2 separate regions of the Homo sapiens genome follow, and region 2 is linked to region 1. Evidence: read pairs that join two places in POLR2A ChIA-PET (ENCODE). Cell type or tissue: OCI-LY7. All regions are shown on one strand.

The links. ChIA-PET counts read pairs that join two places held together with the same protein. Peaks named below come from ENCODE experiments on the same cell type or tissue, not always from the same donor. Only the 100,000 strongest peaks of a DNase experiment are listed, where the experiment ranks them.
Region 2: POLR2A ChIA-PET joins it to region 1 with 7 read pairs; 1 of 35 experiments calls an interaction of 5 or more read pairs at or near these places.

What each region holds. Positions count from the first base shown.
Region 1 is chrX:10,082,856-10,087,855 of GRCh38, reverse strand. All of the region lies in intron 6 of WWC3 (WWC family member 3), which reads right to left. Among named protein-coding and RNA genes, the nearest start is that of WWC3, 70 kb to the right of the region's middle. RefSeq lists an enhancer at 4,470-4,970. In OCI-LY7, a CTCF peak has its summit at 602; DNase peaks (open chromatin) are centred at 645, 2,425 and 4,795; H3K4me3 peaks cover 2,765 bases; H3K27ac peaks cover 4,635 bases.
Region 2 is chrX:11,378,747-11,383,746 of GRCh38, reverse strand. All of the region lies in intron 1 of ARHGAP6 (Rho GTPase activating protein 6), which reads left to right. Among named protein-coding and RNA genes, the nearest start is that of MIR548AX, 63 kb to the right of the region's middle. In OCI-LY7, CTCF peaks have their summits at 1,875 and 2,078 (motif pointing left); a DNase peak (open chromatin) is centred at 2,086.

The sequences.
Region 1 (5,000 bases):
TCAATTTAAGATGTCAAGAGAACTGCACTAGGAAAAATAAGAGTAAAACCACATAACTTCTTAACCCCACATCTTGAAGGAAAGAGCTGCCAGCCCTCTAAAGATATTCTGTGTTAATACCACAGATTACAACCCAGAAGAATGGAAAGGTTTGTTACAACTTCTACATTTTCTATCAGCAGCTCTGGCAGACGGCCTTGGGTGAACCTCAGAAAGCTTCCGGCGGCTTTCTATCAACAGCAAGACCTGTGTGGAACACCAGACCTGTCCCACAACCAGGAACAATCCTCTTTTTGTTTCCAGCCCATTTCTGTACGTTTCGCTGTTGTTATCTGAGCATTGCCGAGGTTTTCGCGTGGGCTGTTCCTTAGGTGCTACGCTAATGGGAGATTGTTACTTTAAGCCTGTTCTACTGAACAATCCCACTCTTTCTTGAAACTACTAAATCCCTTCAGACAGAAAATGCTAATTCTAATATGCAGTAATGCTTCATTCTGGTATTGCATGCTTAGAAGGATGTAGTGGCTCATATTTAAGGAGACAAATGGGTTTCACCCCATTTGGGAAGTTAATCAAGAAATCAAAAGTCTTGAAGCAGAGGCTCACCTAGTGGCTAAGAATGTACCTCATGGAAACTAGTTAGTGGAACATCTGGTGAGCATCCCTTTCTGTGATTTGAATAGCAGTGATAATAGGACTTCTTAAAACCCAGGCCAAAACAATATCACACAAAATGCAGAAGAGAATGCTGTGCTAGAGGACAGTTGGCAAGAAGGTGACTGGACAATGTCTAGAGGCCTCCCTGAGTTCCTCCAGCCCAGGGACAAAAGTTTTGGCCAAGGAAACATCTGCCCTCACTCAGAGTGTCCCAGTGTCCGAGAAAGAAGTGGACCCTGTGATGGCTACTAGCGGGCAGGAACAGCAACCTCAGCCACTCCCCCCAGCACCCGGGCAATCTGCATTCACTCCCAAGCCCCACCCTGTGCTGAGAACTGGCTGGGTCCTCAGGATGAAGCGGCGAACAAAGCCAAGTCCTTGTCTTCGTGCAGCACGATTCGAGCCAAGGAGACAGACAATGAAAAGTACATCCTTAGGTCAGGCAGTCACAAATGTTTTCAAAAAAAAATGAAGCAGTTTGGGGATAGAGTGTGACAGAGTACATTTTTAGATGGATGGTTAAGCCAGGATCTCTCGAGATGTCACTAAGCAAAGGCCCACGGAAGTGGGGGAGCAGGCATGTGAGAATCTGGGGGAAAGAGCATTCCAAGCAGAGGGAGCTCCAAGTACCCACGGTAAAGGCAGGACATCCCTTTCAAAGGTGAAACTAGAGGTAAATGAGGCAGGGCCGGGGGCCAGCCTATGTAGAGTCTGGCTTGTGTTGTAGGTGAGAGAGAGCCACAGAAGGACCACAAGGAGAGCACTAGCTGTGGAAGAACCCCATGGCTACTGTGTGAGGATGGAGACTCACATTAGTGCTTGGCCCAGAGCCGTGGTGGTGGAAGCTGTGAGAAGGATCAGAGGCCGGGTGTAGAAACAGCACACCATGGACAAGGTGGCCAGGCAGTGTTACCCAAAAGCATCTTCTGCCATCAAGCCAGTGCTCAGGGACATTATAGGTATCATGGCAGGAAAAGGCTCTAATAACACGAGCAGGAAACTCAGGGAAGGGCAATGTTAAATGAGCTTCCCAGCTGCAGGACCACTCAGAATCTAACATAAGGGGCCGGGTGCAGTGGCTCACGCCTGTAATCTCAGCACTGTGGGAGGCCGAGACGGGCAGATGGCTTGAGTCCAGAAGTTCGAGACCAGCCTGGGCAACATGGTGAAACCCCGTCTCTACTAAAAAAATATAAAAATTAGCTGGGCATGGTGGTGTGCACCTGTAGTCCTAGCTACTCAGGAGGCTGAGGCATGAGAATCGCTTGAACCCGGGAGGCAGAGGTTGCAGTGAGCCAAGATCGTGCCACTGCACTCCAGCCTGGGCCACAGAGTGAGACTCCATCTCAAAAAAAAAAAAAAAAAAAAAAAATCTAACACAAGGTACATTCTAGAGCTCCAGGCAGGAGCTGGAGAGGGGAATTTGCCCACATCTGTTGGTGCACTTGGTCCGTTCACGCACATCACCCAGTTGGGAAACATTGCACGTGTCCTGGTCCTGAGTCTTCCCTTTGCCTCTGGACACTAGTAGTAAGTTACAGTAAGGTAATTTTTCCAAAACGTTTCAGAAACTTTAGGGCAACAGAGTCCAGGGGACCTTTCACTGGAAAAGCTCAATTTTTCTCTAAACTTTAATTAGTCATTGTAAATGGTGCTCCTATTTTCTGAAGACTTTTATAAAAGGCCTCAAGAAAAATGCAAATTGAAACTACACTGAGATACTATCTCTCACCTATGAGACTGGCAAAAATGCAAATGCTTATCAACACATCCTGTTGGCAAAGTCACAGGAAACGAGAACACTCATATGTTAGTGGTAGGAAGGCAAAATGGTGCAACCCCTCAGCAAAGGAATTTGGCCATATCTAATACAAGCTGAGTATCCCTAATCTGAAAATCTGAAATCCAAAGTGCTTCAAAATCTGAAACTTTTTAAGCATTGACATGACACCCAAAGAAAATGACCAGTGAAGCATTTCAGGTTTCAGATTTTTGGATGAGGGATATTGAACCAGTAAGTATAATGCAAATATTCCAAACCAAAAAAAAAAAAAAAAAAAAAAAAAAAAAAAAAAAAACTGAAATTCAAAACACTTCTGGTCCTAAGCATTTCAGATAAGAAATACAACCTATAATACAACAAATACATTCACCCTTTAACCTACCAAGCCCGCTTTCAGGAACTTATCCTGGAAGATACACATCCATAACTTAGGTAAAAAGCTGACAAGAAATGTTATTAATATAAATCAAAGCATTGGGCTAACAAGGCCAGAACCTACTGATCATCTTCACACCGCAAAAAGAAACAAGCACAGAGTGGTGCCTCCTGATGGAAGTAACACCACCACCTAAAAACATTCTTACTAAAAAAAGAAAAGAAATCCAACTTGAATCAGATCAAGCCTCTCAAACTATTACGCCCATTTGCATAAATAACAAGAGACAGAGGAACACGTTCAATGACATCATGTGAATTTCAGCAGCAAAACCCAACATTAGGGAAATTCTATAGGACAACCAAATTACTTTCTCCAACAAATAAGCTGTCAGGGGAAAAAAAGGAGGGAGAGTAGAAAAGAAAAGACGTAAGAGACACATCAACCAAAGGCACTCTGTGGCCCAAACTGGACCCAAACACCTGAAGAAATGCAAGAGCTCACTGGACACAAGATGCCTAGTAAATGGGGTACAGGGATTAGAGTTATTTTCAAAAGGAGTCCATAACTTTAGGAGACATATTTATGGATTAAATGGGATTCTGGCATTTGCTTCAATAAGGCCGTGAGAGCTTAGCAGATGGGGTGGGGTCACCACCGAAACAAGATTGGCAATTGTGCAGGTTAAATGGGGTGAGGGGTACAGGAAGGTTTCAGTATACTATTCTCTCTGCTTTTGTGTTTGATATTTTCCATCATTAAAAGCTTACATGTGTACACTTCACATAGATACACATAAAACACACATCTGTGTACATATTCTATCATTAACCCAGCGAACATATCTGTGGCCAATTCCTCTCTACAACAATCAACAACATATATAGATTTAAAGTAAAATACAAAAGGTTCTTTTTTCCTTACTTGGACCCAAGTGTAATGATGAATTTCCTTGCTAGCCAGGAAATTCACCAAGATAAACAAGGCAAGCTTAAAATGTTATAAGCAGCCAAACTCCTAGTGAGGTGCTCTGGAAAAGAATACACTGGATATTCTGGGAAGCAAGAACAGCAGGAAATTTTCTGGAGGAAAATCTCAGGCCACTGCCTTAAGCAATGTTGGTGATAAAATCAGAGATGCTTCATGTTTAGGTATAACAGCTCACCTGCTATCTGTACGTATAGTCAGGATTTCCCAGTAGAGATGGGGTAATCACATTTTCAATGCTTGAAAAGGCCTTCTAAAATTTCTCAATTAAAAAAATATACATTTGCATGATTCAATCCAAACCTAAACACCCAATGTTCAATACCAGAAAAATAATGAGGCTGTTTTCATCTCATAAGCTGTGGAACTCAGAGAAAGGCTACCAGATTATCTTCCACTTACAAAAATATTTTAAGAGTGGCACGGGTGCCTGGGTTTTCTCTTCTTCCTGTGAGGCTGTGTCTGTCCCAGAATAAAGTAAACATGCACAGTAACAACGCAGCGTCAGACAGAGCCAAGGCAACGTGCCCATTAAACAACAGCTCTGGGCAGCTCCCTCCTGAAAGCTAACTTGCCCCTGGTCAGGCATGAGGTGGGGTGGGCCCCTCAGGACCAAGGCCAGGTCCAGAGCCTTCCCCAGGCCACTCCTTGGCCTCCAGGGGGAGGGCGGGTATTCTCATGAGCTCAGGCAGACAGGAGGAGCCTCCCCTTGGCAAGTGGCAAGTTTACAATTGCTGTTCCCAAGCGTGGGATCTTGATAATGAAAGCAGAAAGACAATCCAAACAGCACTGGCCCGCCTCTCTTCCAGGAGCACAACTTGCGCTCCGTTTTGGCCGCAGGTGTTAAGTTAAAATTCTCGTTATTCTGGCTCCTGCTTCTCTGTCTAATGCCCCTAGGGAAACAGAGGCTGCCTTTTCCTATTCTTGAAACCACTGCAACTACAAAAGATGAATTCACATCCTAGCCATGCTAAGGAGAAGGGGGTTTTCTCAGTCAGCAGTACGTTTCAGTTTCTAAATCAGTCCATCTACAGCTGACACTGCTATATGGCCTTTGTCTTCAAATAAGGAAATGGAGTTCACCAGAACGATGGAGCCAAGGCAAAGCAACGGGCGCTGAGCCCAGCAACCCACTACAGAAACCATGGCCATGAGGGAAGTGCCAGACGTGGCTCCCTGCTGATGCTCAGGGATCCT
Region 2 (5,000 bases), 1.3 Mb before region 1:
TATACATGAAGTGGAAAGTGGATTTTCCTCTGAAATGAGAGGAAGTAGGTATTTTGTTGCCTTTTAAAAAGAGGTAGAAATGTACGAGCAGGTCACCCTCTCAGTCCTCATATGGGCTGATAATTTGTACCTGAGACTATAGATTTAGGATATGGGGCAGAAATTGAGTCAGAACAGTACAGCCACCAATGGCAGAGACCACAGGCCAAGGCTCAAAAATAAAACCCACATAAATGTTATTTTAGTGAGTTTTGCCCTCATCCTGGGTTGTTTTGTAGGGAAAGTGATGGGAGAGAGAAGGGGGCATATCTTAAGAAGGCAGTCCCTTTTGCAGTGTTTTCTGACTTAATCTTAGACCTAACTCTTAATTTTAGAATTCACTCTGAGAAGATATTAGGCAAACTCTTACTATCAAAGGATTTCCCTCATTTGGGATCCTGAGTTTCGTCAAGTCACTTCAGATCAGCAATAAAATCCCCTTGAGAGTTTCCAGATTTTTCTCCACAATGAACCATGAAGCATGCTGTTTATTTGTGGAACTCCCACTCCTGGTTCTTCAGAACTCCTTCATTTGCCGATCTAAAGATAGCAAAAAAGGCTCTTAAAAATACACGCCTTATTGATTTTGGAATGTTCTGGTAAATGCCAATCTGATTGATGTCATTTATGTAGGGAAGGCTTTGGCTTAAGCCCCAAAGTGATTTTAGCCAAGAGGAAGTAACGTATCTAATAAATAATGTGGAGTTTGTGTATTCATCCACCAAATAATAATTATCATCACTAAAAATGTGACTAGAGATGCCACATCCACTTCTCCATTGAGGTAAATTTCTAACAGACAAAGCCAAGTGAAATTTGATGTCCGTATAAGCTGCTTTGACCTCGTTGTTTCTGACTTTCATTACAGATGAATTTTCATTTGTAATTTTGTTGTTGTTTTTTGGTTTCCTTGGTACTTTGATTTGTTTGGGCAAAAACTCAGTGAATCTGTAGTGATTTAGGAGACAGTTTAATCAACACAAGTGCCCATGTTTCAGACTCAGACATGCAGGTGATATTTATTCTGGGTAATTTTGGGGGATCTACACCTTTTGTTTATTCTAAGATGACGAAGCTGCATTATTATTTTATATGTAACATGCACTCATTGTAAAAAAGTTGCAACGATAGACAAAATTATAAAGAGTGGATTGTAATAAGAAAAAATTCTGAGTACATGGCAGGATCCATATACTATGTGTATTCTTGCCTTATTTTATTGGGACAACAATGAAAATAGGCCAATAGTTTATCACATGAAGAGCCAGCCTTCACAAATACAGCTCTGTGGAATTGTATCTGAGCATAAAAACACTCTTTATTTAATTATTATTAATATAACAATTACCAATAACCTTTATATCTATCTATTTACTTATTTATCTTTTCCTGTGGTGGGGGGTTCAAAGGTTTCTGGGAGTGATCAGGATGCCCAAACTTCCTCTAACTTTAAAATTTTAATAAGTAAATGAAGAAAGCTCCATGTTTTCCTCCTAGAGTTTAATTAGCTACTAATATAAGTTGCTTAGCCCAGGATCTATCCTATGGTGGTAGGTGTTCATTATGTTTAGCTAAAATTTCCATCACCATTATCATCTTTGTCATCATTACTGCCATCACTACCACAACCAACAACATTACAATCACCACCACTGTCATCATCACCATTGTCATCATCCTTTAATACTAGGCTTGAGGAAGCTAAAGGGAGCCAAATGTACATTTATGTCTTATGTAACATTAATGTTACTTGTCTTATTCCTAATGCCTCATCTTAAATGTAAAGAAAGTAAGAAGACCCAGAGATAGTTAACTTTGTCGTCTCTTGACTCCCAGGATCAAAAATAGTTGTTGCTGCAGTGTTTGGAATAAAAAAGCTTAAAAGACCTTGTATACAAAAGTGGTTCGTACTGCCTTCTCTCGTGAATTCATGCCAGCAGATATTTTTATTCTGGTAGGAAGTAACTAAAAGCTTTGTTCAACCCTGGTCTGCCAGCCTCTGTAACGCACGTCTGACAAATATGTGTGACTCTGTGAGAAAGTTTGGTTCTCCCCCTGGTGGCAAAAGGAAAAACTAACACTAGTGCTCCTTATGGGAGTGTATTGATAGGGTACGAGATATGTAAATACAGCTTTACCCTTTTCACCAGTGTTGCCTGAGATTTTTATCTCAGCCCCCTTGGTTACTTTTGTTCTTTGGACAACAACTGGTTTATATCTTCTATGGTCGTTGGGATGAAAGGGATTTGACAAACTGACAAAGCATTTTGCTTCAGAAACCACTTGAAAAACACATCTATGTTTCAAATAAAGATTATTTCAGGATCATAAAAATATGCTCGGTGTATTAGCCATGGAACTAGATTTTAAGCTTCATGATCATAGAGATAGATATTGGGTTTATTTTATTGTTATTGCCTCTGAACTGAGAAAAGACTCTAGAATTCTAAATATAACGCACACACTTGAACTAAGTAGACGGAAACTTACCCTTCTAGGTAGGTAACTCTGCTTACCTTCCAAACAGAGTTTGGATGATATTGCCTCATAGAAAGATTTTTTGATACAATACTCAGGAACCGCTATGGACTGCTGCTTTGGGGCCAGGCCCCATGCCACTTGATTAAATACATCCTCACTTAACCTGTCCCTACAACAACTCTGTGAGGGAGGCATACTCATACCGAAGCTTTAGCCATGTGGACACTGCTCCCCTGAACCACATGCGTAGTCAAATGGTTAGGGCAGATTTCAGCTCATGTCTCTTTTATTCAGAACCCATCCTTTAAGCCAGTAGTTCTCAATGGGGGTGATTTGACTCCCAGAGGACACTTGGCAATGTCTGGAAACATTTTTGGTTGTCATACCTGGAGAGGTGCTACTAGTCGGTAGAGGCCAAGGATGCTCCTCAACATCCTGTAATGCACAGTGCAGCCCCCACAACAGAGAATTACTTGGTCCAGATGTCAGTAGTGCCAAAGCTGAGAAACTGTACTCCTAACCAGTGCTACTCAAAATGTATTCCACGGAACAGCAGCATCTGCAACACGTGGGAGCTTGTTAGAAATGCAGAATCACGAGCCCTGTCCCAGACCCAGTGAACCAGAAACTCCATGGTTGGAGCTCAGGAACGTGTGTTTCTACAAGCCCCCAAGTTCTTCTTGCACACTCAAGGGAGAGAAGCTCTGCTCTAAAACAACAGATCATTCTGTGTCTATTGAGCTAGACACAATCGTATGGTTTCCTCACCACTTTCAGTGTTCCGTTGTCGCATAGAAGTATCTCCTCAAGCATCTAAAAGGGGAAAGTCTGGCGTACACTAGGAACAAATGTGACTCATGGGGAAATCAGTGCAATTACAAATCCAGGAACCACACCCAGCTGAAAATCTAGGAAGGTTCTTTTTCTCTTATTTTCTCTACTTAAGAAGGGAAGTCTCGGAGACTTAGTCTAGGTTCAAAAGATGTCAACATATACACAGGCTTGGTTTGGGGTTTGATTATCTAAAATTAAACCTTAAATTGAATTAGGTAAAACCCATTTTGGAGAGCCACAGAATTCTAAATTAGAAATTACATTGAGTTTCGTATTTACTGGCCCAAATAAGTAATCTTCTCTATTTGTGCATTTTTCTAATCACAAATTGTCTTCTGAGAGCCAGTGAAATAATTATTTTTATATGGGTCTCTCTTCAATAATTGCTCATCACTTGGTATTTTATGTGATTTTTGTGGGGCATACATTATAGGCAAGGATGTATTGTAAAGGATAAAAATGTCAGATAAAACATCTGTGTTTAGGTAGTTTGTACGTCACTGTCCTCCATCCCACCTCATAGATTCCTACTGCTTGGCTATAACTAAGAGTAGAATTTAAGGCTGACACAGGAAACCAGGCAATCAAGTTCATTAAGTACCTTAATCAACTCTGGCCAGAGGATGATCTCAGAGCTCCCCTATCTCAAGAAGAAATTTCATGAGAAAGCTTTGGGGTTACTTCCAGATTAAAGATTATGTTCTGGACAGTTCAAGCCCTAAACAACAGACACATGAATAAGTGGAGCCATTTCTATCATACTTTTTCAGGGACTGAAGATATAAATATTGCTATTTGTTATTAAAGGATTTTGTTTGTTAAACCTGATGATACTTATTTTTATGTGAGTTCATAGTATTCCAGCTCTTCAAAACCTAATTTGTTTGTAGATCCCTCATTGTCATCTTTGAAAGGTTCCAGTAGTTTCTGGAATACTTTCTTTTCCTATGCCAAATACAACAGTGACCAAGAAATCCATCTGAAGGATTTGGATAGTGTGGTAGCATGTATTGATGGACCCAGTGTTCCACTCATCCCTGTATACATGCTCTTTAGGTAACATGACAGTGCCCTCTAACTCTGACTCTGGAGTCAGCCTTTTGACTGGCTTTGGCCAATAGGGACATGGAGAAGTGATAGCATACCTGTTGTAATCCTAGACCTCAAGAGACCTTTCTTGTTCACACTTGTCCACTTGTGCTTCTGCCATGGCCATGAGAAGGACATGTCTGAGCCGGATTGCTGGAGAGGAATGAGAGACATGTGGCGTAGAGCTGCATAGCTAAGCAACTCCACCCAAGCCCAGCCTAGAGCACAGCCCCCTGCAGATGCATGAGCTAGTCCATTCAGGATCAACCACTCTCCAGCTTCCGAGTAGGTTATTACACAGCAATAGCTGACTGATACACATGAGTAGAGAAGAAAAGAATTTTCCAAGTAAAGATAATAGTATTGATAAAACCGTGAAGAGAAGGGTCTATCAACATGTTGGATCACGAGAAAGTTGGCTTGAGTGAAGTAGAACACGCTTATTGAGAAATAATCAAAAATAAAACTGGATAGAGAGTGCTGACTCAAATTATAGAGGAGTTTAAAAGCCAGCCAAAAGAATCATAGTATTGTGTGAAAGTGCCATAGAAATAATC